Linked DNA regions of Homo sapiens: region 1 is linked to region 2. The links are chromatin contacts, found by Hi-C or POLR2A ChIA-PET in ENCODE. All regions are on one chromosome and are shown on one strand. Each heading gives the region's core, a stretch centred on a gene start or an enhancer-like site at or near the end of the contact. The rest is flanking DNA. Distances are from core to core; before and after follow the strand shown.

Region 1 (6,313 bases), core at 636-3,135, 520 kb before region 2:
ATCCTGTTCAAAGAAGCCGCCACAGGGTGCTTAAGTAGAAACATACAGTATGATTTAGCATGCAGTTCAGAGGGGCCAGGTTCTCACATTGCATGTAAGAAAGTTCCCTTTTCGTTTGTCTGTCTGGGCTACTTATTCATCTGTATTGGAAGAGAGGAGAAAAATGCTAGTCTTCCTGTGTTGCGGGAGGATGGCTTGCCCTCGTACATAGGTGTTGGGATGGGGTGTGTGTGGGGGATGTGTGGATGTGAGATCAGTCTTTTTTTTAGCCATCTGTGGTCATTGAGAAACACAGAAACTTTCTGTGTTTCTTTCAGCTTTTCATAGTTGTGGAATTTTAGGTAGTTGTCATACTGTAGTCAAAACATGATTCTGTGAATTTCTGGAATTGGTCTTTAATTTTTACATAACTCTGTCTGGAACATTTCTGAGTACTTCATGAAAAGTGAGGGTCCATCCCCTCGGAAGAACAGGATAGGCGTCAGGAACACTGAAACCTGGCCCCATGGGACCCTGGTGCCCTGCCCTTTGGCCCCAAAGCTGGACCTACAACCACCAGCAATCTAAATCCACCTCCAAACAACACTGAACAACTGCATGGGCAGTGCCAGTCCCCCAAAAACCCAGACCGGGAAAATCTCAGGTGCTGTATCCTTTCTCCCTCCTCTGAGCTCTGGAGTGTTCTAAAATTACATGACTTCTCTGCATTTGGGTCACTTGATTAGAACTGGAAGCACTGTTTCATCCATAAAATACCCTGTAATGGAAAATGACTACATCAACTTGGTTTGAAAATGTATCTTTTATGGTCTCTTATTATTTTGTTGGGTTTTGACATGTTTTGGTGCCAGGTAGAGGAGTGGGAGGAAGGAGATTATTTTCTACTTCAAAACAGTGGGTGGCTAGGATTCTAGTCCTGGCTTTGTCTGTAACTAGTGTGATATTAGAAAAGTTGGCTAACCCCCCTGTGCCTCAGTTACCCGAGATGCCAAATATCTGCCCACCTTCCTAGCTTAGTTCTTGCGAGAGTAGGATGGGTGGCTCACACCTATAATCCCAGCACTTTGAGAGGCTGAGGCAGGTGGATCACCTGAGGTCAGGGGTTTGAGAACAGCCTGGCCAACATGGTGAAACCTGTCTCTACTAAAAATACAAAAAATTAGCTGGGTGTGGTGGTGGGCACCTGTAATCTGAGTTACTCAGGAGGCTCAGGCAGGAGAATCACTGGAACCTGTGAGATGGAGGTTGCAGTGAGCCGAGATTGCACTATCGCACTCCAGCCTGGGCAACAAGAGTGAAATTCTGTCTCAAAAAAAAAAAAAAAGGAAAATATTTCTGTGTCTTGAAAATGTTAAAGCCATGGTGATTGCTCAAAATAGTATGGCATTTAATATAAAATAGATACCCTTAATAGCCCACGTGTAAAATTAAACTTAAAAGGGTCATATTGGGACATTATCTTTACAACTAAAGAGTTTTCTGTAACAAGGATTGAACCTAGGCAGGACTTTATACCAGAATAATTGTGTTCATACTGAATGAGTTACAGATTTAGTCTGTTTGTTCCTTGTTTCAGAGGAGTCAAGCGTCAGAACTTAATGGTGGTTGTAGGTTCTCATTTGCTGTGACATTTCAGTCATTAGTCTGATTGGAGCATTCTTTATCAGCTCTGTGCTTCAAGAGGAGGCGGAAACCACCATCCTGTTGGCTTGGCGGACGTCTGCCTGCTCAGATACCACGTCTCTCCTGGAGTCCCCCAGGGGCCTGGGGAAAGGACGAGGGGGCGGCCAGCTGGGCCCCCTGGGCTGGGGACCAGGAGCCCTCGCTCGGCTCGTTTCCCACTCATTGTGCGGCCCAGGCCCTATCACTCGAGAGGCCTGGCAAGGAAGTGAGGAGGAAGCCGGTGCCACTACTGGTTCAGAATGTTCCAGTGTGGTTGGAAAGTCTGAGAAGCAGCCTGGGTGAGAAGAACAAGACCTTATTGACAGGGTTCAGTCCTGGTCAGGTCTGTTTCACATCAGCTCTCTAAATAATCACAGCTCTTGCCACCTCAGGGATCTCTAGCACGTTTACCTCTGGCTTTTTTTTTTTTAAACATTTAATGTAGCTATGGTAGAACACAAAGCATTCAAACTTTTTATTCCAAGAGAATGATTAGAAGTATAGTGTTGCCTGCTTCAAAACAATAATAGCAAAACAAAGTCCAAACTTCATACTTTACAGGGCTTTCCAACCTACTGCCAAATTATTAGTCTTATTGCAAATATTTTTCTATTAAGCTGTTTTCTCATTGATTGATTTATAGGGATATTGATTATCCTATAATAACATTTTCAGTGGTTGTGTAGCCCGACTTGGCTTGTCATGGTCTGAATTGGTCAGTGTCATTATCTAACTTAGATAATGGTCAGTGTCATTATCTGACATATATTTTAGATATGTAAAAACGGTAAGAATTGTAAGAATGGGATTAAAAAAGAATATGCCAAACATTTTCTCTTCTGCACATGAATCTATAAACTAGAATATTTACCTCAAGAAGTCAGAAGAAAATCTGCTGGAGATTTTAGCCCTGGCATGGTGGCTAACGCCTGAATCTCAGCCTTTGGGAGGCCCAGGCAGGCAGATCACGTGAGGTCTAGAGTTCCAGATCAGCCTGGCCAACATGGTGAAAACCCGTCTCTACTAAAAATATGAATATTAGCTAGGGGTGGTGGCACGCACCTGTAATCCCAGCTATTTGGGAGGCTGAGGCACGAGAATCGCTTGAACCCGGAGGCAGAGGTTGCAGTGAGCCACGATAACAGCACTGCACTCCGGCCTGGGTGAAAGAGCGAGACTCCATCTTAAAAAAGAAGAAGAAGAAGAAAATCTGCTCTAGGTTTTAATGAACCACAGAATGTGTCCCTTGTATGCTTTGCCTTGTCATTCTGCCTGAATTTATGCATGACTTCTGCATTAATGTAGTAAACACACACTTGGCAGTCCTTTCATTTTCAGGACCCATAGGGTGTTTCCAATTCCAGCTTTTGGTCAAGTAATAAGAAAAAGGTTTTTTGTTTTTTTTTCCCCCTGGAATATCTGGTAGGAGCTTTTGAAGCTCTAAGGGATATTTAAAGCCTGTTCAAATTGAAGAAACCGAAGAAAACCCAAACGTCCCCAACCACTTCTGAGGACACGAATTTCCAGTGGTTGGAGCTTCCCATTTTTATCTTTTCGTCTGAATGAGATGGATGGGGACCCTCTAGTTGGGCAGAAAGCAGAGGAGCAGTTATGGGATCGACTGCAAAATGTCTAACCAATTTATTTTCTGAGAGAGGCTGGTGACTTTTTATAGCACCTACAGAATGGTGATTTTTGAACTTTTGACCTATTAAATAGTTTAATTATATGTCTCTCATACTTTCCCTCTAAAAGTGGCACATGAAATATTTTAGGTCAAATGAAGACCCCTACCCAGAAATTTTAAAAATAATTATTAAGAACCAGTTGAGAATCTCTGTATTTTGTCAGACACCTTCATTTTAAGGCAGGAATTAGCTATATGATTTAAGATTAATACAAAGGAAATACGATTTTATAAAAAAAGAGAATATCTTCTTTTTTTAAAAGTTCATTTGTATGTGTGCATAATAATACAAATCTGATCCCCATCCCTGCTCCCTGCCACCTTAAAACCTTTTCAAGCCTTCAGTGATTTTCCAGAACCTTTAGGGTTAGCAGCCAGCTGTGGCCATTGCCTGGAAAGGCCAGCCCTCCAAAGGTACTCACCTTCCTCCACATCCCCCTGGCCTTCTTTATTCTACCATGGAGTCTTTTCCTCTCCACACTAGCCCTTCTATATCCCCAACCCACCTAGTTCCCATCTTATCCCCTTCCCCAGTGATTTTTTTTTTCTTTCCCTCTGGAGACAATGTCTCCCTCTGCCACCCAGGCTGGAGTGCAGTTTTGCAATCATGGCTTACTCCAGCCTCGAACTCCCAGGTTCAAGTGATCCTCCCACCTCAGCTTCCCAAGTAGCTGGTACCATAGGCACGAGCCACCAAGACTGGCTAATTTTTAAAGATGTTTTGGGCTGGGCATGGTGGCTCACACCTGTAATACAACAGTTTGGGAGGCCACGGTGGGAAGATCACTTGTGTCCAGGAGTTTGACACCAGCCTGGGCAACATAGTGAGACCCCATCTCCACCAATTTTTTGTTTTGTTTTGTTTTGTTTTGTTTTAACAGTGCTAAGGTCTCACTGTGTTGCTCAGGCTATTCTCCAACTCTTGGATGCAAGTAATCCTCCTGCCTTGACCTCCCAAAGTACCAGGATTATAGGTGTGAGCAACTGTGCCTGACCCCCAGTGATCTTGTTTAATGACCCCCCAGAATTACTAAGATTTCTGCTTTATGTTGCTATGACACCAAGGCATTCTGCCCCCATATTCTGCATGTTTCACACAACTGGTAAGTGGCAAAACCTAAACCCAAATCCATCTGATTCTGGAACTTCATGCTGTCTGTTGATGCATATCACTTTCCTGGATTTCATTTTCATCCTCTGTCTTCTGTGGAGCTCAAATGAATACTGTTTGTGAAAATGCTTTGTGTATAGTGGAACACCATGTGGTATTTATTGACATTATTGGTGTTATTTTTATTTTAGGTTGCCATTGTCCTTAAGTTAGGTAGCCTTTTAAATGCTTTTCTCAAAACTCTTCATCTAGACCACCTTTCTATACCACTATGAGACTGACGTTTTGCAATTTTTTCTTTCTCCCCAGGATGGTTCCTACCTGGCTGAGTTCCTGCTGGAGAAAGGCTATGAGGTGGGTGACTCAATGGGAAGCGGGCGCAGGCTGGTGGGGTTGCTCGCATGCAGCGGCCACATGCTTCCTCTGCTGCCGTCCTCCTGAGTGTGTTTTCCACTGAAACGCAGATAACAAATCAGAATCCGGGGAAGAATGTGTCTTTGGGCTTGTGAGCCTGCCAACCCATTGTGCTGTTTATCTGCTGGTGAGCACTGGTGGCTCCCCTGCACTCACAGTGTTCAGCTGTGGTGCACACTTCCCACATTCTCCGATAACGCAGCAGCCTGTGCAAGCGAAGCTGTAACATGATTCGGGTTAATTTATGATGTAATGTGTTTCATAAGAAAGTCCTACTCACCATGAAGTCACTTAATTCAGAAATTACAGAGAACAATAAAAACCAAGCTGATTGTTGGCAAACTTGAATGAAAAATTTATACCTGGAGGTTTTCCTTTCTAATAGGCAACCATATATTTTATGGAGCTGAAACTTTTAGGTTTGCTGCTTTTGTCGTTGTCTTCACCATTTCTCCTTTCCTTAAAAGAAACAATAGTTTTATATATTAATTTTGATGTGCTAAGTATGTACAACTTAATTTTTTAAAGAACGTTTTTCAGATATATACATGTATATAAATTCATGCTATACAGAAAAAAAAAAAAACCTTTACAGTGGCCCGTATGCTCTGATCTGTTTTATGAATGTTTACATTAATACTTTAGGATTATCTGTTTATTCTAATTGTTGGTACGTTGTTTTAAAAATGTGTAATTGGGGCAAATGGAAACACAACAGGAAAGAATTTGGCATCTAAATGCCAACATTATTTGAAGAAAAAAAGTTAATTTTCTTTTAACTCATAATCTGAGAGCCTTGACTTTTAGACTTGAAGAAGTAACAGTAGATATGTTTAGCACCTTCTGTACCCTTATCCAAGAGCTAATGCTACATTTTGTAATTATATGAAAATAAATGGAATTATGAAAGTACATATGTATACGTATGTCCATATGCATAAGCTGCTGTAATAATCGAGAAAGAAATGCATATTCTACGGAGCAGAGAGTTTTAGAGTAGGTTATGTATAGTACAAAGTGTTGGTTTTAGAGAAAGACCTATATTTATTCAGGCTAGATTAACCTAACGCCTTAATATCTGTTAAAAGGAATAGCTTGGCAGAGAGATGCCCATACTGTGTTTCAGATATTTGGGATGAGCTGAGAGATGTTTGGTGGCTAGAGAGGAATTAGTGATGTTGTTGTGTATCGAGTGAACCTAGAAAATGAGCTAGCTGAGCAGAAATCGCTGCACTTGTGAAGAGTGAGGTGGCGTGTCAGGCATGTCAGAAGTGATGCTCAAAACCACGCAAGTGTTGCGATCCACTCTTAGGGGGACAAGGTGGGCTGAGACTGGAGGTGAGGGTGGTGTTAACAGGCAGCATCTGTGTCTAGTCCAGAGGAGGAGGGAGCACGGCTATGCGCTGCAGTGATGGTGGACCCAGTGACAGTGACAGGGC
Region 2 (6,293 bases), core at 3,405-5,904:
GCAAACCGAAGCCGGGCCCCGCGCCGCCGCGGGTAATTACAGCTCATTAGCTGGAGAGCGTTGCCGTCGCGAGCGGCGTCCAGGAGGCCGGCGTCGGGGCGGGCGCGACTCGGAAGGGACCGGGCCTGCGAGAAACGCCCCAGCCGGAAAGCCAGGCGTGGGCCGCGCGGGTCTCCACCCGCCACCCCCTACTCCACAGAGTCCGACCGGACACGTCGAGAACGGTACCGTCTCCGGCGGCCGAGCTGCTCCGCCTCGGGCTGGGCCAGCCCGCCCGTGGGGACAGGGCCGTGAGTCACCTGCTGCAGCTCCCCTTCCGGGCCTCGACACCCCAGCTCCGGCCGCGGGCCCTTTGTCCGCAAATCCCAGCTCCTCGCCGGGCTCCCCAAAGTGGAGCGATCACACCAAACTCCTGGAGACTGGCGGTGGAGTCTCTACCGTCACCCCCTCCCCTTCCCCCGCCCCGAAAGAGGCTGTAACCCGAGGAAGCTGGAGGCAGCCCCGGGACCTAGCGCCGCGACAGCCCAGCGAGATTTAAACGGGGCCGTGAGGCCACCCCCAGCCCGCCTGCCCCGAGGAGACACCCGCGCCAGCGCCGCTGCGATCTTCCCGGCGATTAGGTTACGACCCTGGGGGAGGGGACCGAGCGAATCACAGGCCACGTAGAGCAGTTTTTGACTGAAATTAAAGTGTATTTATTTGCAGCAATCCTTTAACAATGATCAAATTTTGACAACAAGCAACAGCAATTACTGCTTAAGTGTTGCCTCTAGATAGGAGCGGCAGATAGCAGGAAACTGTATTATCTCCAAAACAAACTGCAAGCCCCCCACCCCCCCGAACGTCTGTAATCAAATCGCCATCTCCCCAAAGTCTGATTGGCAGGGCAGATCACCCTAAGATAATGAATTTATTACATTTCCTGGGTTATTTACAAAAGGGGGAGGGCCAATCCGGATTGTCCCCTAGGTTTAACTGTAAATTAACAAGAAAAAATGGTTTAAAAAGAAACCACCCTAGACCAAAATGTTCTGCTCCTCTCGCCTTCCTTCTTGTTATTGCTTTAAATCTTTTTCAAAAATAATTGTTCTACAAACATATTTTCTAAAATAGTTTCTCAAAGATTAAATATCCCTTTCCAACCCGCAGTATATTTTTAAAAAAGCAATCCTTCTATGTAATACATGAAGGATTGTAAATGGGGGAGAATTATATACATACATTTAAAAACTGGTTTATTTTTCCTTTTATAAAGGACTGAAATAATAGGAAAATATCTATTCAGCATCTGGCTCACAGGGATGTATAATATGCACTGCAATTTTATATGGAATACACAAGCCAAATATTTATCTGTGCATATCTGGCCGCACAGTCCCATCTCTCGGCACACAGGCATCACCGTGGTAAGACCGCGGCTGATTCATGGGCTTAAAATTTCCGAATCATGGACTGTCATTAGTGAGAAAACGTATTTGTTTATATGCCAACTCCAATCTGTTTAGAAAAATATCTTTTTACTAGCCTCAAAGCAAGCTGACTATATAGTACATTTTGCAGAAGATGCTGCAGGAAAATAAATCTAAACAAAAAGACTTTTAGTAAAATTTGACATGGACTAGTCAGAGGGTTTCTCCATTTTTCAGAGATTTAGGTGGAGAATAGGTAACTTCTAGTGTTTTATCTCTGAAATCTTTTTTCGTAATAATTAAAGCTCTATTAAAGTATCCAGACATATAGGTCTCATTCAAACTGAATGGTAATTTATTAATAAACAAACAATGAATATGTTCAACAAAAAGAAAGAAAAGAGGATAGAATAAGATTAATACAGTTTCCCTTTTTATAATGAGAAAAAAAGCACAATTTAAAGTTTCAGGCAATTTAACGTCAGGTTTTGGGAACACTTTCTGGCGTTTGGTCCACGACATCCAACTACAAATTAAAAATAAATTACTATGTTGCAATTTACATTTTAAAACAAGTCCATGAATAAAAAGAAAGCGACTTTCATAAACGGGGACTTTCCCCCTCCCTTCAACATAGGATAAAATAATATCTTACAGGTGAGAGGCAAGGAAGAAGGCAAGAGAGGGGAGACGGGAGGAGGGGAAAGCAGGTCTCTGAAAAGCAAGAAGAAACTTACGTGTTATCTGGAGTAACACTGTCCTTTAATAAACCAAGATTTTGCTGTCTCTGTATAAAACAGTTTACGGGTTTGTTTATTTAGACAAGGCAAAGTGGAGGTGGCTCTGAATTAATCGGTTAAGAAAATAGAGTTTTCTTCGTGCTGGTGCTGGTGAGCTGAATTTTTGGAGGGATATTCTGTTCGCTGGTGTGGTGAATATTCTCAGGGGTTTTTTTTAATTGGATTTTTTTTTTTTAGTTTCGATTTTGCCTTGATGGGTTCCTTTAGCTTTTCCTGCTTTGGGGTTCGATTTAGTTCGGCTTTGAGGGTGTGTCAAAACTTGCTACAGTCGTAGACGAAAGCTCCGGACGTGCGGTACAGAGACTGGCTGGAAGGGAAGGCCATTTGACAGCTACTATTCCCGTTCACTGGAGAGTTGTTCAAGCCGATCCTCTGTGACTCGAACATCTCCCGCACCGAGTGGAAGTTCTGCTGCTGGCCCGGGTAGCCTGCGGCCGCCGCCGCCGCCGCCGCGCTCGCCAAGTGGCCCAGGTCTCCGCCCGCCTGGTTCAGGTACCACGAGGTGAGGCGGCCTTGGTGGGCCGCAGGGTGGTGGCCGGCCTCCTGGCCTCCCCCGCCGCCGCCGCCGCCGCCGCCGTGACTCAGGGACGACGAGCTGCTGCTGGTGACCGGAGGCAGAGAGTAGTCGGGCAGGGGGTCGTCCACGGCCGAGCCGCCCGCGCCCCCGGGCGCGCCCTGCAAGTGGCCCCCGCGCTCGCCGGCCGCGTACAGGCTCATGGCTTGCAGGTTGCAGTGGTAGGTCCCGGCGCCGCCCGCGCCCCCCGCGGCCCCCGCGCCGCCGCCGCCGCCGCCCGAGCTGCCCGCGCTGGAGGTCTGGCTGCAGGGGGAGCTGTAGAGGGAGCTCTGGCCGGGCGAGTAGGCGCCGAGCGCCAGCGGGGGTGCGATCCCCGCGCGCGAGGACGCGGCCGCCGAGGCCAGAAGGCCGGAGCTGAGCTCCGCGGCCGCGCTCTGCGGCGACCCCCGCAGCGACGTCATGATGTTGTCCACGCTGAAGCCCTGGCTATGGTGCGGCGGCGGGGCGGAGGGCGCGGGCGGCGGCGGCGCGGAATCCGCACCGTCCAGGCTGAGCGGCCGCGCCGACGGCAGGCTGCCCGGGGGGCTGCTCCCGCTGGACAGGCTGCTGCTGCTGCTGTCGGGGCTCTCGATCTTGGGCACCGCGGCGGCGCTGCCGCTGCCCAGGGCGGCGGCCGGGGACAGGGGCTGGGGCGGCGAGGGGCACGTACCGTTCTCGGTCTTGATGTCCTGGATGCGCACGGGCGGCGGCTGCGGACCGGGCGCGTTGCCGTCGGCCTGCTCCGGCGGCGCGGGCGGGGGCTGGCGGCCGGGCGGGGGCGGCTCCTTGAGGTGCAGCCTGTCCTTCTCCTCCTTGTCCTTCACCGCGTCCTTCTTCTTGAAGCGCCGCCGCCGCCGCAGGAAGCTGCCGTTCTCGAACATGTTGTAGGAGTCCGGGTCCAGCGTCCAGTAGCTGCCCTTGCCCGGCTTCTTGTCGTCGCGCGGCACCTTGACGAAGCACTCGTTGAGCGAGAGGTTGTGGCGGATGCTGTTCTGCCAGCCCTGCTTGTTGTCCCGGTAGAAGGGGAAGCGGTCCATGATGAACTGGTAGATGCCGTTCAGGGTGATCTTCTTGTCCGGGGCGTTCTGGATGGCCATGGTGATGAGCGCGATGTAGCTATAGGGCGGCTTCACCATGTCCTTGGGCTGCGGCTGCGGCGTGTAGGGCCCGTAGGCGCGGGCCATGCCGCCCGGGTACTGCTCGGCGTGCGCAGGGTGCGAGTACACGCTCATGGGGGCCGGCATGGCGGTGTAGCCGCCCCCGGCCGCCGCGGCCGCCGCGCGGTAGTAGCTCTGCTCGCCGCCGAGGTAGGGCACCACTCCCAGGGAGTTGGGGCTGGACACGGAGTAGCGCGCCTGCATGGCCCCCGCTCGCCGCCGCCCCGCGCCGCCCGCCGCCCCCCACCCTCGCTCGGGCCGGGCCGCGCCGCGCCGGCCGCCGAGTCCGAGTCCGGGCCCGGCCGAGCTGGTGCCGGCCCGCTGCGCTGTGCGTCCGGCTGCGCTGCCGCCTCTCCCGGCGCTCGCTGGGGCTGGCTCCTCCGGCGCCTCGGGCTACCTCGGGGCCCGCGCGGCCGCGAGGCGGGGTCGCTGCGAGGGGAGAAGGCCGGGCCCGGCCGCGGCAGACCGCCTTGCAGGAACTCGCGGCGCAGCTTCCAGGCGCAAACGGGGGAAAGCAGACAAAAAGAAAGAACAAGCAGGCGCCCTTCTCGCCACACTGCCTGCGCCTTCCAGGAGACTCTGCCCTGAGCTGCCGGCGAAGGCGGCCAAATAACCAGGGCGGGGGGGGGGGGGGCCGCGCGCCGGCCGCCTGCCCGGGCCCCGCGTCACCTTTTCTCGGTCTCTCGCGCGCCAGCCGCTTAAGGAAGCATTGGGAAAACTTCTGAACTTTTGAGCATCCGTCACCCAGGCGAGGACTTTTTTACGCAGTTACACTTTTTTCCGGGCAGCGGAGCCCCGCCCCGCCAGCGGCGGCAGCCAATGGGAGGTGAGAACCGCCTCCGAATGAGCCGGAGGCCGAGCCCTGCCGGCCCGCTCCCGGAGGCCGGAGGACCGCGGGGCTGACCACACGCGCGCCGGCCGCCCTGGCCCGGGCCCCGGCCCTGCGCCCGCGCCGGCGCCCGGCCCGCCGTCGGTTCGCCCCCCGCAGTCCACCTGCCTGCCGCCGGCGCCCGGCAGACCTCCCACCCCGGGCCCTCCGGACCCACGCCCGCCGTTCGCGCAGACTTCCTGGGTCCTCCCGGGACCCCGTGCAGACCCTTCCTTCGCCCACGGCTCCCGAGTGGCCCTGGCGTCTCCGCCCCGCCTCGTGCTGGCTCGCTCTCATTCCTTCGCCAGCCCCGCCGACGCCAGCGCTGGGGTTGCCCCAGCCTCTCCTCCCCGCCGCCTCTCCCCTCCCGCAGCCCCTTCCCTCCCTTCTCCAACGCCAGTCTCACTCGGGTCACTGACGTCTCCGGCTTTTCTCCACTTGGAGGTTCTCCTGTCCTGAACTCGGCTACAAAGGACATGATTTTGAGGGCTCGGTCACAGCCAGGCCCTGCTCGCGGTGGGGAAGAAGGTTCGTCGCCCATCTGGCCCCCCTCCATGACCCCTCCCCAGCCGAAATGAAGGCAAGGGGTGCGGGGCCCTGCTGGGAGTTTCCGACGGCCGTTCACCCGCGAAGGATGAGCCCGCCCCGCTGCGGGCCGCCCTGCTTCTCGCCCCCCTCCCCGGGGGGCCGGCCCTTGGCGGCCTGAGGGTGCGGGCGGCGAGGGCTGCCGGAGCCCGGCTGCTGCCCCGCGCTCCCCTGCCCGCCCGCGAGGGTCCCACCGGCTCGCCGCGCCGCCGCCCCCTCTGATCCCGTCAGGCCCGTTTCGGCTCAGATGAGGGGTCAGGCTGCGGGCTCGGTGACATTAGCAGGTGTGATGACAAGAAGCAAATAAATATGTCTAAGAGCTTAACGCTTCCCCAGGCCAGTCTCCATCTCCACATGCGCGGGGCTGCCGGCTCGCAGAGACAACGGGTGTGTCTGGGGGAACGTCCAGGGTCGCACCTAGAGGGCGGTTCAAGGATTCTGGGGGGACACGCACGGAAGGGCCCCCGCTCGTTGTGCACACGCCTGAGATTCGCCGTCGCTGGGTGGTTGGAATGGGACAGGAAGAAGAGAAATGAGGGAAAGAAACGAAGGAGCGGGAAAGAGCCAGGCCTCCCTCCCCCGGCACGGCGATTCTGCATTTTAGCGACTTGAGGAGAGACCCTCCCGGAGGCTGAATCCCAAGTCGTTCACTAGAAGCTGGGGGAAGTGGCGAGCTCAGGAGACTGCGAAGAAGCGTGCGTGACGCATTTAACAGCTCCGCTGCCCCTGATTTCCGACCATCTATTAAATCCAAGGACATGTTCGGGACCCCTTTTGTCTCCCCGGTTCGAATCCCGGCTTCCTCACGTTGGCAGGAAAATTCAAATTGCAGCTTCGGCTGTTACATGTGAAGGACGCTGACGTGTAGCAGGCGCATCTCCGTGTCACCTGAATATTTAAAAATTACTGTTTCATAATGGA

The links. Hi-C counts contacts between places; a loop is a spot of excess contacts on that map. ChIA-PET counts read pairs that join two places held with the same protein, here RNA polymerase II (POLR2A). Pooled maps may share reads with other maps.
Region 1: a loop to region 2 is called in a pooled map, with 6 times the contacts of the local background. The contact joins the enhancer-like site here to the promoter of FOXC1 in region 2. A Hi-C loop is called at or near these places in 4 of 168 maps with a recorded cell type or tissue (endothelial cell of umbilical vein, esophagus squamous epithelium, posterior cingulate gyrus and 1 more) and 3 of 50 pooled maps. POLR2A ChIA-PET finds 5 or more read pairs at or near these places in 3 of 52 experiments (MCF 10A, PC-9 and activated T-cell).

The regions. Positions count from the first base shown.
Region 1 is chr6:2,123,188-2,129,500 of GRCh38, reverse strand. GMDS (GDP-mannose 4,6-dehydratase) reads left to right here. Exons shown (of 11, transcript NM_001500.4): 2 at 4,770-4,814. Among named protein-coding and RNA genes, the nearest start is that of GMDS, 120 kb to the left of the region's middle. Within about 2 kb of position 1,885, at least 18 of the 41 ENCODE cell types and tissues checked have a DNase peak (open chromatin) inside an H3K27ac peak, as active enhancers do; they include endothelial cell of umbilical vein and right lobe of liver, where a contact is called at or near this core.
Region 2 is chr6:1,608,276-1,614,568 of GRCh38, reverse strand. FOXC1 (forkhead box C1) reads right to left here and starts at 4,654. Exons shown (of 1, transcript NM_001453.3): 1 at 672-4,654. The coding sequence starts at 4,123. The coding sequence ends at 2,462. RefSeq lists enhancers at 1-324, 325-942, 3,797-3,896 and a silencer at 4,227-4,846.